2 separate regions of the Mus musculus genome follow, and region 1 is linked to region 2. The links are chromatin contacts, found by Hi-C or POLR2A ChIA-PET in ENCODE. All regions are on one chromosome and are shown on one strand. Each heading gives the region's core, a stretch centred on a gene start or an enhancer-like site at or near the end of the contact. The rest is flanking DNA. Distances are from core to core; before and after follow the strand shown. Region 1 holds the start of Ppp1ca (protein phosphatase 1 catalytic subunit alpha). Region 2 holds the start of Ndufv1 (NADH:ubiquinone oxidoreductase core subunit V1).

Region 1 (6,735 bases), core at 1,695-4,194, 180 kb after region 2:
CACAAACATCTCATGCAGAGGAAACTGACGGTGCAAGTCTCTGCCAATGGTCTCCATCCACTGCGGGTCCCCGGGGGCTGCTGCCAGCTCCTGTTGGTGGGAGGAAGGGAGATATGGAGGGTCAGGTGGCAGGGAGCTCTGAGAAGGGGTAGTAAAGATCCTGCCAACTTTCTTACCTGGTAGGTGCCAGGGTTGTTCTTCTGACACATCCGGGCCCCACACAGGAGGGGCCAACACCGGGCACGCAGGGCTGAGGGGATGCCCTTGCGGCACTGGATCTTTACCTGTGGGTGAGGTCAGATGCATTAGGGTTTCTTCTGCTCTCTTGCTCTCAGGCACAGCTTGCTTGCTTCTTTCTTTCGGTCTTTTCCTTCCTTCCTTTCTTTTTTTGGTTTTTGGATACAGGGTTTCTCTTTATAGCCCTGGCTGTCCTGGAACTCACTCTGTAGACCAGGCTGGCCTTTAACTCAGAAATCCGCCTGCCTCTGCCTCCCAAGTGTTAGGATTAAAGGTGTGCGCCACCATTGCCCAGCTCTAAGCACAGCTTTTCTTTGGTCAAGAGTCCACTTGGGAAGCAGAAGCAGGGGGATTGAGAACTTTGGGAACCAGTGTATGTACACCTCTTTTTCCTTACCTTCTTGTATCGTCGGGACATGGTCTTCTCCCAGTGTAAGGTCATTTCCACCCATTTCATCTCTCGCTGGCGGATGAGGTCTGCAGAGGGTTGACAAAGCCTGGAGGCACACAACAGACACAGTATCAAAGGTAAAGGAAGGGGATTTGGGTTTCAATAGGGATAGAAACTGGCCAGGCGTGGTGGAGCACTTTAATCCCAGCACTCGGGAGGCAGAGGCAGGCAGATTTCTGAGTTCGAGGCCAGCCTGGTCTACAGAGTGAGTTCCAGGACAGCCAGGGCTATACAGAGAAACCCTGTCTTGAAACAAACAAACAAACAAACAAACAAACAAACAGGAATAAAGGGATAGAAGCTGGAAAGACTAATGGGATGAGGAGGTATTTAGGGTAGGTCTATTTGGCTGTCCCCTAAAACAGAGACAGAGCTAACTCATAGGGGAAGCTGGGTGGATAGTGCCCTGGACTGGAAGCCTGAAGTCCTGAGTCTGAATCTGCTTCTTTTTCTGATCTGCTGTGCGATGTGTCAAGTTTCTGTCTGTGATTAACTGTGTAAGGGAAACCTGGAGAAGAGAAGACATCCAAATTTCCATCTGGGGTTCTTGGACCAGAGGTTAAAAGGGAAAGGATGTTCAGCTTTAGGGGAAGGTACAGATCGTCAGAGGATAAAGAGATAAAGCACACCCCACCCCCACCCCCACCCCACCACGCGGAACCGAGCAGTGACACCAGCAGCTGAGTTTTGGGCTAGTGTCCTCAGTCTCTGGACCCTACTCTCTCCCCTACCCATGCCTCACTCACCTCAGTTCACCTGAGTTGCCCCCAATGAAGCCATAACGGTCAGCCTGGCGATATGGACTGGGCCCACTCAGCTCTGAGTCAGACCCTAGGGAGCTAGAATCATCCTGTAGTTCTGATAACAAGTCCTCTCCCAGGGCCTGGGCCATTCTGCCCTGGACCCCAGTGTCACAGGCTGCAAGACATACAGAGAGCCAGTGTGAACAGCCAGACTCAGGCTGGGGATTCCAGCCACCAGTCCTCAGTCACAGGGGACTAAGCCCCCTCTTTTGCTGGGGAGTCGGGTAGACCCTGAGACCAAGTCTCTGTGCAGAGCCCCAGCCCCAAGCCTGGCCCCTACCCCAGCAGCCCGGCTCACCTCCTTGCTGCACCTCACCTCTTCTTCTCACTTCCTCCTCAGTCTCAGCTCAGCAGCTTGCTGGGGGCCCCTCCCTGGTGGGGGGACTCCCCCCTTCCTCTGTGAGGTTCTTCCTGCTTGCCCTAGTGCCAGAGCCACGACCTCCTCCCATCCAGAGGATGCTGGGTGTATTGATTCCCTGGCTGGCCCAAATTGAAGATGACAGGCCACCTTCAGTTTTACCAAGTAAAACCAATTTATGGTTCCAATAATAATTATCCTTTAATGTCATCCCACCCCTCCAACCCCCTGCCCCGGGTTTTTTGTTTTGTTTTGTTTTGAGAGTGAAGGGGTAGTGTGAGAACAGGGTCTTATGTAGCCCAGACAGGAGATGACCCTGAACTTCTGATCCTCCTGTGTCCAGACTCCTGAGTGCAGGAATTTCAGGCACTGGAATTATAGGTTTACGACACCAAGCCTACTTTAATGTTCCTTCCAGAGCCGGAGCTGGAACCTCAGGCCTTGCACATGCTAGACAAGTCCAAGTACTCTACAAAGGACTTACAACATGAACGAGATACAACGTATTACATCACTTATGGAAAAAAAATGGACGTAGCAGGCACCAAGGCAACCTGGACCAAAACACTGCTTAGAGTTCAGTAGCAGGTGTTCATGGGTCTGGCCATAAAGATGGAGGTGAATGTGAGGCTCCGGAGGTCTGGAGCCCACTCTCAGTATCATTAAGCCTTAGTTTCTTTTTCTGCACTTCGAGGAATTTATTTAGTGTTTGAGAAGTCAGCGATTAACATGCTCATACCACAGTCCCACGCAGGGCTGGGGTGGGAGAGACTTGGAAAGAGAAAAACAATTCCTACAGTACTTCCGGCCCTAACTCATCTGAACGCGGCAGGGCGATTCCTCCAGGGTGGAGCCGACCTAACCCCGCCCTACCGAACCCCGGCTCACCACCCCTGCCAGCCCCGCCCGCTCGCCCGAGGCCCTCTCGGGCTGCGGAGCTTCCCGTCCAGGGGAGGCGCTAGAGAGCGGGGAACTACGGACGCGGCAGGGCGGGGCGGGGCGGTCGACCGAAGAGGAGGGGCGGCGGGCCGGGGGCGGGCTGGGGAGGGCGGAAGGAGAGCCAGGCCGGAAGGAGGCTGTAAGAGGGCGGGAGGCAGGAGAGGGCCCGGAGCTGGTGGGCCGGAGCGGCGGCGCCGCCATGTCCGACAGCGAGAAGCTCAACCTGGACTCCATCATCGGGCGCCTGCTGGAAGGTGGGCAGGGGTAGGGAAGGTGCGCTCGCGCCGAGCCCGGGCCCCTCGCCGTCTGGAAGTGGCGCGCGGGCGGCCCGCCGCTCCCGGGGGCTAGCGTCGCTTGGGCGGGGACAGGCCGTGAGGATCCATGGCCACGGCACCCCCCCCCCCCGCGGGCGCCTGGGCTTTGGAGCGCGCTCAGAGGCCGGGGGTGCACGAGTGCCCGGGACTCAGGGTGAGGCTCCTGCGAAGCTAGCTGGGAAGGGATCCCGAAGCGAGGAAGCTTCGGCTGACAGGCTGCTGAGCACAGGCGTTTCTCTGGAGGCCCTCCGGGTGGCTAAGGGGTCGGATCTTGCCTTTGAAGGCCTGACGCAAAGGTTTCGGGGTGAGGGGGTGGGGGCTCACTTGCAACAGTTGCCCCTGTTAGGGGGGCGCGACACCTACCCTCGTCCGGTCTGCGAGGTCAGGGTCCCAAGACCCTATTCCGTACTCAGTGCAGGGCTCACGGCCTGGGAAGAACGTGCAGCTGACAGAGAACGAGATCCGTGGTCTGTGCCTCAAATCCCGGGAGATTTTCCTGAGCCAGCCCATTCTTCTGGAGCTTGAGGCGCCCCTCAAGATCTGTGGTAAATCCTTGCACAGAACCCTTTTGCTTCCTGAAAATAGCCCCTACTCGTGCCCCATTAACCGTGTTCCTCCACCCTTTAACCTATTGCTGGCCCTGGGGTCAAGTTTACATCTTGCACCTACCTAGTTTTCTCTGGTTCCCAGGTGACATCCATGGCCAGTACTATGACCTTCTACGGCTGTTTGAGTATGGTGGCTTCCCTCCAGAGAGCAACTACCTCTTCTTGGGGGATTATGTAGATCGGGGCAAGCAGTCTTTGGAGACCATCTGCCTGTTGCTGGCCTATAAGATCAGATACCCGGAGAATTTCTTTCTACTTCGTGGGAACCATGAGTGTGCCAGCATCAACCGCATTTATGGCTTCTATGATGAATGTAAGTGCTTTGAATGTTGCTGTCTGCCCAGAACTACATTCCCTGCTCTTCATGGGCCCCCTACATTGGTCTAGTGCCAAAAGACCCCCAATGATGAGCCCTGTAGGGCCCCAGCAACACGTCTGTCGTCCTTGGCGCTCAGGAGGGGCCTGGTGAATGGATGTACATGCAGGGCTGCCCATTTGCTAAAGCCACAGCCCTGCCTGATGACACCCCCTTCTAGTACATTCCTTAGTAAACATTTAGGATGCCTGTATGAATAAAACAGACCCACTCCTGGTTTGGCCTCATCCATGGGACCAGAGTGGGTACCACCATCATGGTTGGGCCAGACGAGTTCAGGTGTTGGAATTCTGGAAGGTAGATGAGGGTAGAGCAAAGAGAAGAATGTAAGCTTTCTTTGCTTTTCGGTCTTTTTTTCTCAGCTTTGTCCCTGGATGGGTGCACAGAAACCTAGACTGGGGTTGGGGGTTGGGGGTGTAGTCTTCCCTATGAGCCGCTTCCTTTTGCGCAGGCAAGAGAAGATACAACATCAAACTGTGGAAGACGTTCACTGACTGCTTCAACTGCCTGCCCATTGCAGCCATTGTGGATGAGAAGATCTTCTGCTGCCACGGGGGTGAGAGTGGTTGTGGGTCTGTGCTTGGGTTCTTGGGCCACATCCTTAGGGGCCTTGTAAAGTTAACAGAACTCTTCTCAGTTCCCTGGAATAGCGCTCCTTGAATCTCATCTTGGATATCGCTTATTAGGGGAGATTACCACACCCCCGTTTGTTTTTGAGACTGGCTTTCTGGGTAAAACCCTGACAGTCCTGGAACTCACTTTGTAGACCTGGTTGGCCTTGAACTCACTAGAGCTCCTGCCTATCTCTGACTCCCAAGTGATGGGATTAAAGGCATGCTCCACCCACCAGTTTGGTTGCACTCTTTCCTGTTGTGGCATGAGGCATCCTGTAGTCAACTCATTAATCTCCTTCTGCCCCCCCACCCCCGAGGTCTGCTATCTGTACTTCTAAGTGGTGGTGTCATATAAAGTGAGTTCCAGGACAGCCAAGGCCACAGAGAAATGGGGCCAGTGGGGAAGTAATGGATTCTGTCTCCCTGAACTTAAGGAGCCCAGATTAGCGGTGGGAACAGTGGAGCTGTCCCACCCCAGAGCTGGGCACAGGACAGCACTTGGTTTAAGGAACACTATTCCCACTCCACCACCCCCAGGCCTGTCTCCAGACTTGCAATCCATGGAGCAGATTAGGCGTATTATGCGGCCCACAGACGTGCCTGACCAGGGCCTACTGTGTGATCTCCTGTGGTCTGACCCTGACAAGGATGTTCAAGGCTGGGGCGAGAATGACCGTGGTGTCTCCTTTACCTTTGGGGCTGAGGTGGTAGCCAAGTTCCTGCACAAGCATGATTTGGACCTCATCTGCAGAGCACATCAGGTGGGCTGGTGGCCTGGGGCGGGCTGGGGGTGGGGGTGGGGTGCCTAACTTACAGACTAAACCGTTCCTGCCCTGGCCCAGGTTGTAGAAGATGGCTATGAGTTCTTTGCCAAGAGACAGTTGGTGACACTCTTCTCAGCTCCCAACTACTGTGGAGAGTTTGACAATGCTGGTGCCATGATGAGTGTGGATGAGACCCTCATGTGTTCCTTCCAGGTGGGTGTGGGGAAGAGGCTGCCCAATAGACGCCTGGCTCAACCCCAGGACCCTGATGAGTGTTTTCTCTTCCAGATCCTCAAGCCCGCTGATAAGAATAAGGGCAAGTATGGGCAGTTCAGCGGCCTGAACCCCGGAGGCCGGCCCATCACTCCACCCCGCAATTCTGCCAAAGCCAAGAAATAGCCTCCATGTGCTGCCCTTCTGCCCCAGATCGTTTGTACAGAAATCATGCTGCCATGGGTCACACTGGCCTCTCAGGCCCACCCGTCACGGGGAACACACAGCGTTAAGTGTCTTTCCTTTATTTTTTAAAGAATCAATAGCAGCATCTAATCTCCCAGGGCTCCCTCCCACCAGCACCTGTGGTGGCTGCAAGTGGAATCCTGGGGCCAAGGCTGCAGCTCAGGGCAATGGCAGACCAGATTGTGGGTCTCCAGCCTTGCATGGCTGGCAGCCAGATCCTGGGGCAACCCATCTGGTCTCTTGAATAAAGGTCAAAGCTGGATTCTCACCATAGCCTCTGTCTCTCTTGTCCCGTCCCAGACAGTGGGCCAGCAGTTCTTTGGTACAAAGCCACCTGGGAGGGCAGACTGAGTGGCTGAACATGGGCCCAGCCAGGGCAACACCAGTGACACACAATCAGGTCCAGAGGCTATTAGGATTCTAGGCCAAGGCCCAAGTGTTAGGAAAGAGAAACAGTTCCTTTGGCCCACAGGAGGGTCTGGCGGGGAGTTCATGATTGGCAGAGGGTGTTCAATACTGATCTTCCTGTTTTAGAGGCAGGAGACTGAGGAAGCTAAGTTTCTGGCTTTGGCCAGAATTTGTATTCTAGAGCCTCAAAGTAAAGGATGAGGGATCTGTCAGGTGACAGGTGGGCACCAGAGACATGATTGGTATAGGCTGAATAAATACAGAACACAGACCAAACATGGTTCCTAGGCAGCTCTGCAGCAGACAGCCAAGTGGGGTATGCCTTTTTCCATTTCCATGTCCATGTCTAAGGACTGACGCCCAACTCAGTGGGCGGGCCTGCTTCTGGTCCGTGAGCCTTTGAA
Region 2 (6,310 bases), core at 234-2,733:
CCTGGACAGAGTAGGAAATGATGTGAAGGAGAAGTCCTGCTCTGGGACCCAGCAGGCCATGGGCACTGTCTCACCTCCAGTCATGGCGCCCATACAGGTTGGTAAAGATCCGGTCTTCATCCTTCAGTGAGCCAAATGAGGTTTTCTTGGGTGCTGTCTGGGGAGATAGAAGGTCAGGAGGTCCAGAGCTCAGGGACCATGAGGGATTGGGGCAGAATTTTCAGCTTCTTGGGCCTTCCTACATATGAGGAGCTGGGCCACAGCAGGGGTAGAGGCTTCAAAGTCTTTGAAACATTGTAGCTCCCGACCACCATTTATATCAGTCCTTCCTGTTTAGAAGTTACAGAGCTAAACACTCTCAACGTTTCATCCCAATTCATCCTTGTAACATTCCTGGGATAGGATATTTCCTCCATTTTCCAAAGGAGGGGGGGGGGGCTCTAAACAAAAGGAACTTAGGGAAGGCCACAAAGCTAAAAGCAGATGGTCCCCACGGAGCCATGTCACACTTCAGCGACAGCACCAGCATTGCTTCCCCAAGACCAGCATAGATTTGTCTGACTCTTCCACTAGAGCAAAACCTGGCTAGGAGGGGCTTGATCTCCCTAACTCTGCTGAAGAGGTAGTACGTGGTCACTGATGGAAGAGAAGTGCCTCATTGGGGCTGGGGAACAAAATGGATTTGGGGTCTGAGATAAAGGAGAGGTGTGGACTGGAATGGTTCACGACTTGGTAGAAAGTGACCTGACATCCACTCCTACCTCCTTAAAAGTACTTCTCCTCAGGTGTAGTGGTGGATGCCTGTGGTCTCAGGAGCACCCAGAGAGGCTGAGACAAGAGGACCAACACTAATTTGAATACAGCCTAGAACTATATAATGAGCCCCTATCTCATAAAAAAAAAAAAATTCACAAAAGCGTTTTCCGGTCACTACTGGAAGCAAAATACTGTCGGGGGGTTGAGGAGATACACATCTTTTTCAAAACTGTTTTCTGAACTTTGAAATGGGGCGAAGACCCTGATACCCGGTAGGGCTGCGAGGAAGAAATAACAGATTATCTAAGACGCCTCAACACCTGCAAACCCTCACCCCAAGACGGGGTTGTTAAAACAAGAGTAGCTGGACTGGACATCGTCAGCCTGGAGTTGGGACCGTTAGTTTTTATCCAGACCGGGTGGTAGCTCGGAGAGGAGAGGACTCTGCAGAGGGGACCACAATCCCGCTCGCCGCTCGCCACTCCTCCGCCATAGGCGTGGGCCTGAATCAGGGCGGGCTCACCGTGCCGCTGCTGAAACGCACAGATACCCGCACGGGAACCAACCCGCCGAGAAAATGCCGTGCCGCTAGCATCGCGGGAGCCAGACGGGTCACCTCCGGCTGTCACCTTCACAACTCCGAACCGCGGGACCGGCGCGACAGAAACACACGGGGTGGGGAGCGCACAGGAAGTGCGTCACACATCCGCAGCCAGTGGCGTGTCCAGGGACCTCCGTTCCTTTGAGCTCTGTCCTCGGCCTCGCCCACTAAAGGTGCGCGGGCACAGAGACCGGAAATTTACTCTCGTGCTAGGCCTTCTGGGAGATGTAGTCCAGCTTGCCCAGACTCTCCTTTCTCGGAGACTCTTCCTTTTCCTAGTAAACCAGGCTCACGTGTCGCCCTCTGCTGGATCCCAAGTATTCCACTTCCTACAGACTTTGCGTCTAGTTGACACCAGCTATATATGCACGAATGGAAGCTGGTGAGAAAATTAGTTGGACTACAGCGGAATCGTCCTGATCTGGTGTAATTACGCTGAACTAGCCGAGCCCTGCTGAACTAAGCGCTCCCCCTGAGCATCCGTGTGCCTTGGAGAAGTACTCATTAACAAAAGAACCGGTGAGGTCCCTCACCTCCCACAAAGCTGCCCCAGAACCTTTGCATAGGACTTCTCAGGGCTGTGTGTCTGTAAACCTTTTAGAGCAATGCAGAGACCAGGGATGGTCAGTGAGTGTCACAGGCTCCCGCCGATGCTAAAAGGCTACTCCCTCCCCTTATCAGGGACCCCTTGGGGCTCTAGTTACACACTGCAGCCGGACTCCTGTCTTCAGAACCCAGCTCTAGAACAAAAACGTTTTGCTTGTTTTTCTTTTAAGATAAGTTTCATTTAGCTCTGGCAGGCCTGGAAATCACTATATGGCGTAGGCTGGCTTTCAACTTGCTGTGAGCCTTTGACTTCCTAATGCTAGATTCAAAAACCAGCCCCAGATATAAGAGTTTAAGAGTTTTCTTCCTTCCTTCCTTCCTTCCTTCCTTCCTTCCTTCCTTCCTTCCTTCTTTCTTTCCTTCCTTCCTTCTGCTTTGTCAGACAGAGTCTTACTATTCCCCTAATATGCTTTAAATTGAGCCTACAAGCTCACTTGGATGTCTATCTTGGTAATGGGAGACCTCAGCATGCTGGACTTCTGCAGAATAAAGCATTCTTTGTGTTTACATAGTATTTGAGTCCAGGGTATCAGGGGTCAGAAGGAGGGCAGCAGCATCATTAGACTACTTCATGCTTATTATGGGCGTCAGTTCCTTGGGGCAAGCCTGATCTTTACTGTCAGGATATCTAATTATTTCCTTTTCTTCTTTCTTCTCCTCTTCTTCTTCTTGTTTCTTCTTTGTGCACAACTACTTAATAACCTCTTGGTGTCCTAGCATTTATATACCCTCTAAAAACTCCACAGAATTCCAAATGTCACATCATCACAGAAACTATCTACAGCTGGAAAAATCATGTCCTTGCTAGAACACAAGGCAAATCATAGTCAGCTGCTGTGGACAGTCTGAAGCAGCTCTATATCCTCACACTTAGGATCAAAACAAAAACACATTCTGATAATATTTCTGTGGTTTTTTTTTCAAAGAAACCAAAACTCCAAAATTGTCACTACAATGTCTGACTTAGAAGTGTAGTATGTAAGAGACAGATGAATACCTGTTTGCTCAATACTGCCCACAGTGTGTGCTGGTCAGAAGGGTTTTTTGTTGGTTTGTTTTTTAACTTGCCATAAATTAGTCATTTGAAAAGGGGGACCTTTGACTAAGGGATTATTTTCATTAAGTTGCTGGTAGGCAAGTCTGTGGGAGCATTTTTTTTTTTGATTAAGGATTGATGTGGGAAGGCCAAGCCCACTGTGGGTTAAGTCATTCCTGAGCAGATGGTCCTGTATTGTATTAAAAAAAAAAAAAAAAACCTGAACAAGCCATGGGCAAGCAAACCAGTAAGTAGTGTTCCTCCATGGCCTTGGGTTCATTTCTGCCCACAGGAACCTTGAGTTCTTGCCGTTACTTCCCTCAATGAGGGACTGTGACATGGAAATGTATGCCTTTCCTCCCCAAGGTGTTTGCTTGTTTTGGTCATGGTATTTATCACTGAAATAGACAGCAAACTGGGACAGTAGCCCTAGATGGCCTTAACTCCGTGGGGGTGAAAATGAGCGTCTGTAGGATTTCCTCCCTGACTGGGAGAACTGTACCCAAAACCATAGTTTCCTTCCCATAGTGCTTGGCACTCAGCAGGACCCACAGCACTACTGACAAGCCTGTGACAGTCACTGGGTCCATCAGTGCTCCCAGAAGGGGCACCAAGAGCATCCACATCCTGCCTGAAGTGTCACAGCCTGGCAGGGCAGTCCCAGCCCCCCTCTACTTGGTAGAGAAGAGATGCCTGGGCAGAGCTAGAGATTACATAGCTAATCCAGGGCTTAGACCTAAGTCTGTGGATCATTTGGGGGGGCAGGAGGAGGGGTAACAGTGTGGAGCCAGGGCATCCCAGACCTTCCCCCATCCCCCATCCTAAGTACTCAGATCAGAGGGAGAAGTGCCAGGGACAAGATGCAGGTCATGGAAGTGACAGAAATGGAGAGTGGAGGACAGGACCCACATTCATCTAGTGTCAAGCTCAGCACCAAGTGCTTGCCATGTGTTATTCCCTTAAGTCTTCCACATACATCAAATAGAAGTGATTGACCCCATTTTCAGAAGCAGACAGTGTGGCTCTGATGCCACTCGGGCCTCCCCAGCTGGGTACAGGTGCCAGTGCACTTGCTTACCACGCTGCTTGAGTAAAGGGAGTCTGAGGTGGAGGCAGGAGGATTGCTACGAATTCAAAACCATCCTTGCATATATAGTGATACACAGGGAGACCCTTTCTCAAGGAAAAAACGTTTTTTTTAAAGGAGGCAGCAGGAGATGCTCCTTAGCTTGCCTGGAATGCTCAAGGCCCTCCCGGCCTTTGACCTCAGTAAAGAGGTGAGTGTCACGGAAAGGCAGAGAGAGGACAAGGAGACACAGAGGTCAATTAGCTGGTTGTACAGGCTCACACTTGTAACTCCAACACCTGGCAGACTAAGGCAGGATTGCCTTGTGTTTGAAACTAAGTTAGGCTAGAAAGAAAAAAACATTTAAAGGTCCATTCTGGTGTCATTTCCTAAGCAGTTTCCTCTGGAGGGTCCAAGGCCTGGTGCTCCCTTCTTTCTCAGCCTGTTCCCTGCTGTGTCGTTATCTGACCGAGCCAGCTCAGTCAGTCAACAGGGTCTCAAGCAAGGGCGTGAGGATTGAAAAAGAAAAACAGACAACATTATCACATGACTCCAGCCCACACTGAGGCTGAAACAGCTTTGTTTCTTACCAGCCTGCTTTTATATCATTCCAGGTATATCTAAAACACATGGTGAGTTCTTAGATCAAAAAGTAATCAAGTAGCCGGGCGGTGGTGGAGAATGCCTTTAATCCCAGCACTCGGGAGGCAGAGGCAGGTGGATTTCTGAGTTCGAGGCCAGCCTGGTCTACAGAGTTCCAGGACAGCCAGGGCTACACAGAGAAACCCTGTCTCAGAAAACCAAAAAAAGAAAAAAGAAAAAAAAGAAATCAAGTGAAGTAGTAAACAAGGAGATCACACAAGGAAACAATTAAGTGGTAAGCGAAGAGATCACATAAGGTAAGCAAAGCAGTAAACAGAGCCCATGGTCACGGTTTCTAATATTATTATCTGAGCCTACTTCCTTGCCTAAGCCCAGTGACGAATGCCAAATTCCTAGACGTGGAACCAAAAGCTCTCAACAGTTATCTGTCTCTCTGACTTCTGTCTGGACACTGGGCAATATGAGGGGCACCTGTCATCTCACATCTTCACACCCACTGTCCCTTCCAGTGGACACTCCTTTTCCTACGTCCACAGGCCCTTCATCATAGCCATGGCTCTTTATCTGCCACCTGGAACCTTTCAGGTCCCCTCTAATTCATTCTCTATAAATGTGGAACCAGCAGACATTTATAAATCCCAGGTCTGTTTTCCACCCCCACCCCACACACACCCTTCCCACCAGCCAGAAATTCTTCACAGTTCCGGGGCTGGAGAGATGGCTCAGTGGTTAAGAGCACTGACTGCTCTTCTGAAGGTCCTGAGTTCAAATCCCAGCAACCACATGGTGGCTAACAACCACTAGTAATGAGATCTGATTCCCTTTTCTGGTTTGTCTGAAGACAGCTACAGTGTACTTATTTATAATAATAAACACATCTTTGGGCAGGGACTGAGTGAACAGGGCCAACTGGAGCAATTAGGGTTGACTGGAGCAAGCAGAGGTCCTAAATTCAATCAAAACCCAATAACCACATGAAGGCTCACAACCATCTGTACAACTACAGTGTACTCATATACATACAATAAATAAATAAATTTTAAAAAGTTCTTAGGTCCAGTAAGTATTCAAGGCTCTGTCTGCACAGCTGGCGCACACCAGGGATCTGCTGGGTTCTTTGGCCCTTTTCTTCCTATTCCTCTTCTTGAGGAGCCCTGTGGATGTCACCATTCCCAGGGACTTTCTTCACCCACCAGGACCAACTATGTAGAATAACTGTTGTCCTGGCCAAGTGGGATGAAGGAGTGCCTGCCTGGGACTTCTCTTTAGGAAATACTTATTTAATACTATAACCGGTTTCCTATTTCAAAAATTAAAAATACTACTTTTCTTTCATTGTAAGTATACAAAATACTACAGAGACTAGAGGTGTTGTATTCCAAGGTCTGGTTATACATGCCTTTCATCTCTGCACTCAAGAGGTGGAGGGTAGAAGCAGGAGGATTAGGAGTTCAAGGTCATCCTAGCCAACACAGCAAGTTAGTTGGAGGCTGGTCTGTGCTGTATGAGACCCTGTCTCAGGAAGGAAGGAAGGAAGGAAGAAGGAAGGAAGGAAGGGAAAGAAAAATCAAGAAATGGTAGCAGTGTGTTTTCACTGCCTGATTTAATCCCTTTGGTTTCTTTGCACTCTGTTTTCCCGATT

What was found. A loop is a pair of places that touch in the nucleus more often than their neighbours do. ChIA-PET counts read pairs that join two places held with the same protein, here RNA polymerase II (POLR2A).
Region 1: POLR2A ChIA-PET joins it to region 2 with 13 read pairs in embryonic stem cell. The contact joins the promoter of Ppp1ca here to the promoter of Ndufv1 in region 2. A Hi-C loop is called at or near these places in 1 of 37 maps with a recorded cell type or tissue (v-Abl transformed pro-B cells). POLR2A ChIA-PET finds 5 or more read pairs at or near these places in 3 of 5 experiments (Patski and embryonic stem cell).

The regions. Positions count from the first base shown.
Region 1 is chr19:4,189,230-4,195,964 of GRCm38, forward strand. Ppp1ca (protein phosphatase 1 catalytic subunit alpha) reads left to right here and starts at 2,945. Exons shown (of 7, transcript NM_031868.2): 1 at 2,945-3,042; 2 at 3,516-3,647; 3 at 3,793-4,023; 4 at 4,538-4,642; 5 at 5,238-5,461; 6 at 5,543-5,677; 7 at 5,753-6,190. The coding sequence starts at 2,988. The coding sequence ends at 5,863. It overlaps Tbc1d10c (TBC1 domain family, member 10c), which reads right to left and starts at 1,818. Exons shown (of 10, transcript NM_178650.3): 1 at 1,790-1,818; 2 at 1,435-1,606; 3 at 635-734; 4 at 177-284; 5 at 1-90. The coding sequence starts at 1,580. It overlaps Rad9a (RAD9 checkpoint clamp component A), which reads right to left. Exons shown (of 11, transcript NM_011237.2): 11 at 5,969-6,735.
Region 2 is chr19:4,011,272-4,017,581 of GRCm38, forward strand. It overlaps Ndufv1 (NADH:ubiquinone oxidoreductase core subunit V1), which reads right to left and starts at 1,484. Exons shown (of 10, transcript NM_133666.3): 1 at 1,280-1,484; 2 at 75-157; 3 at 1. The coding sequence starts at 1,351.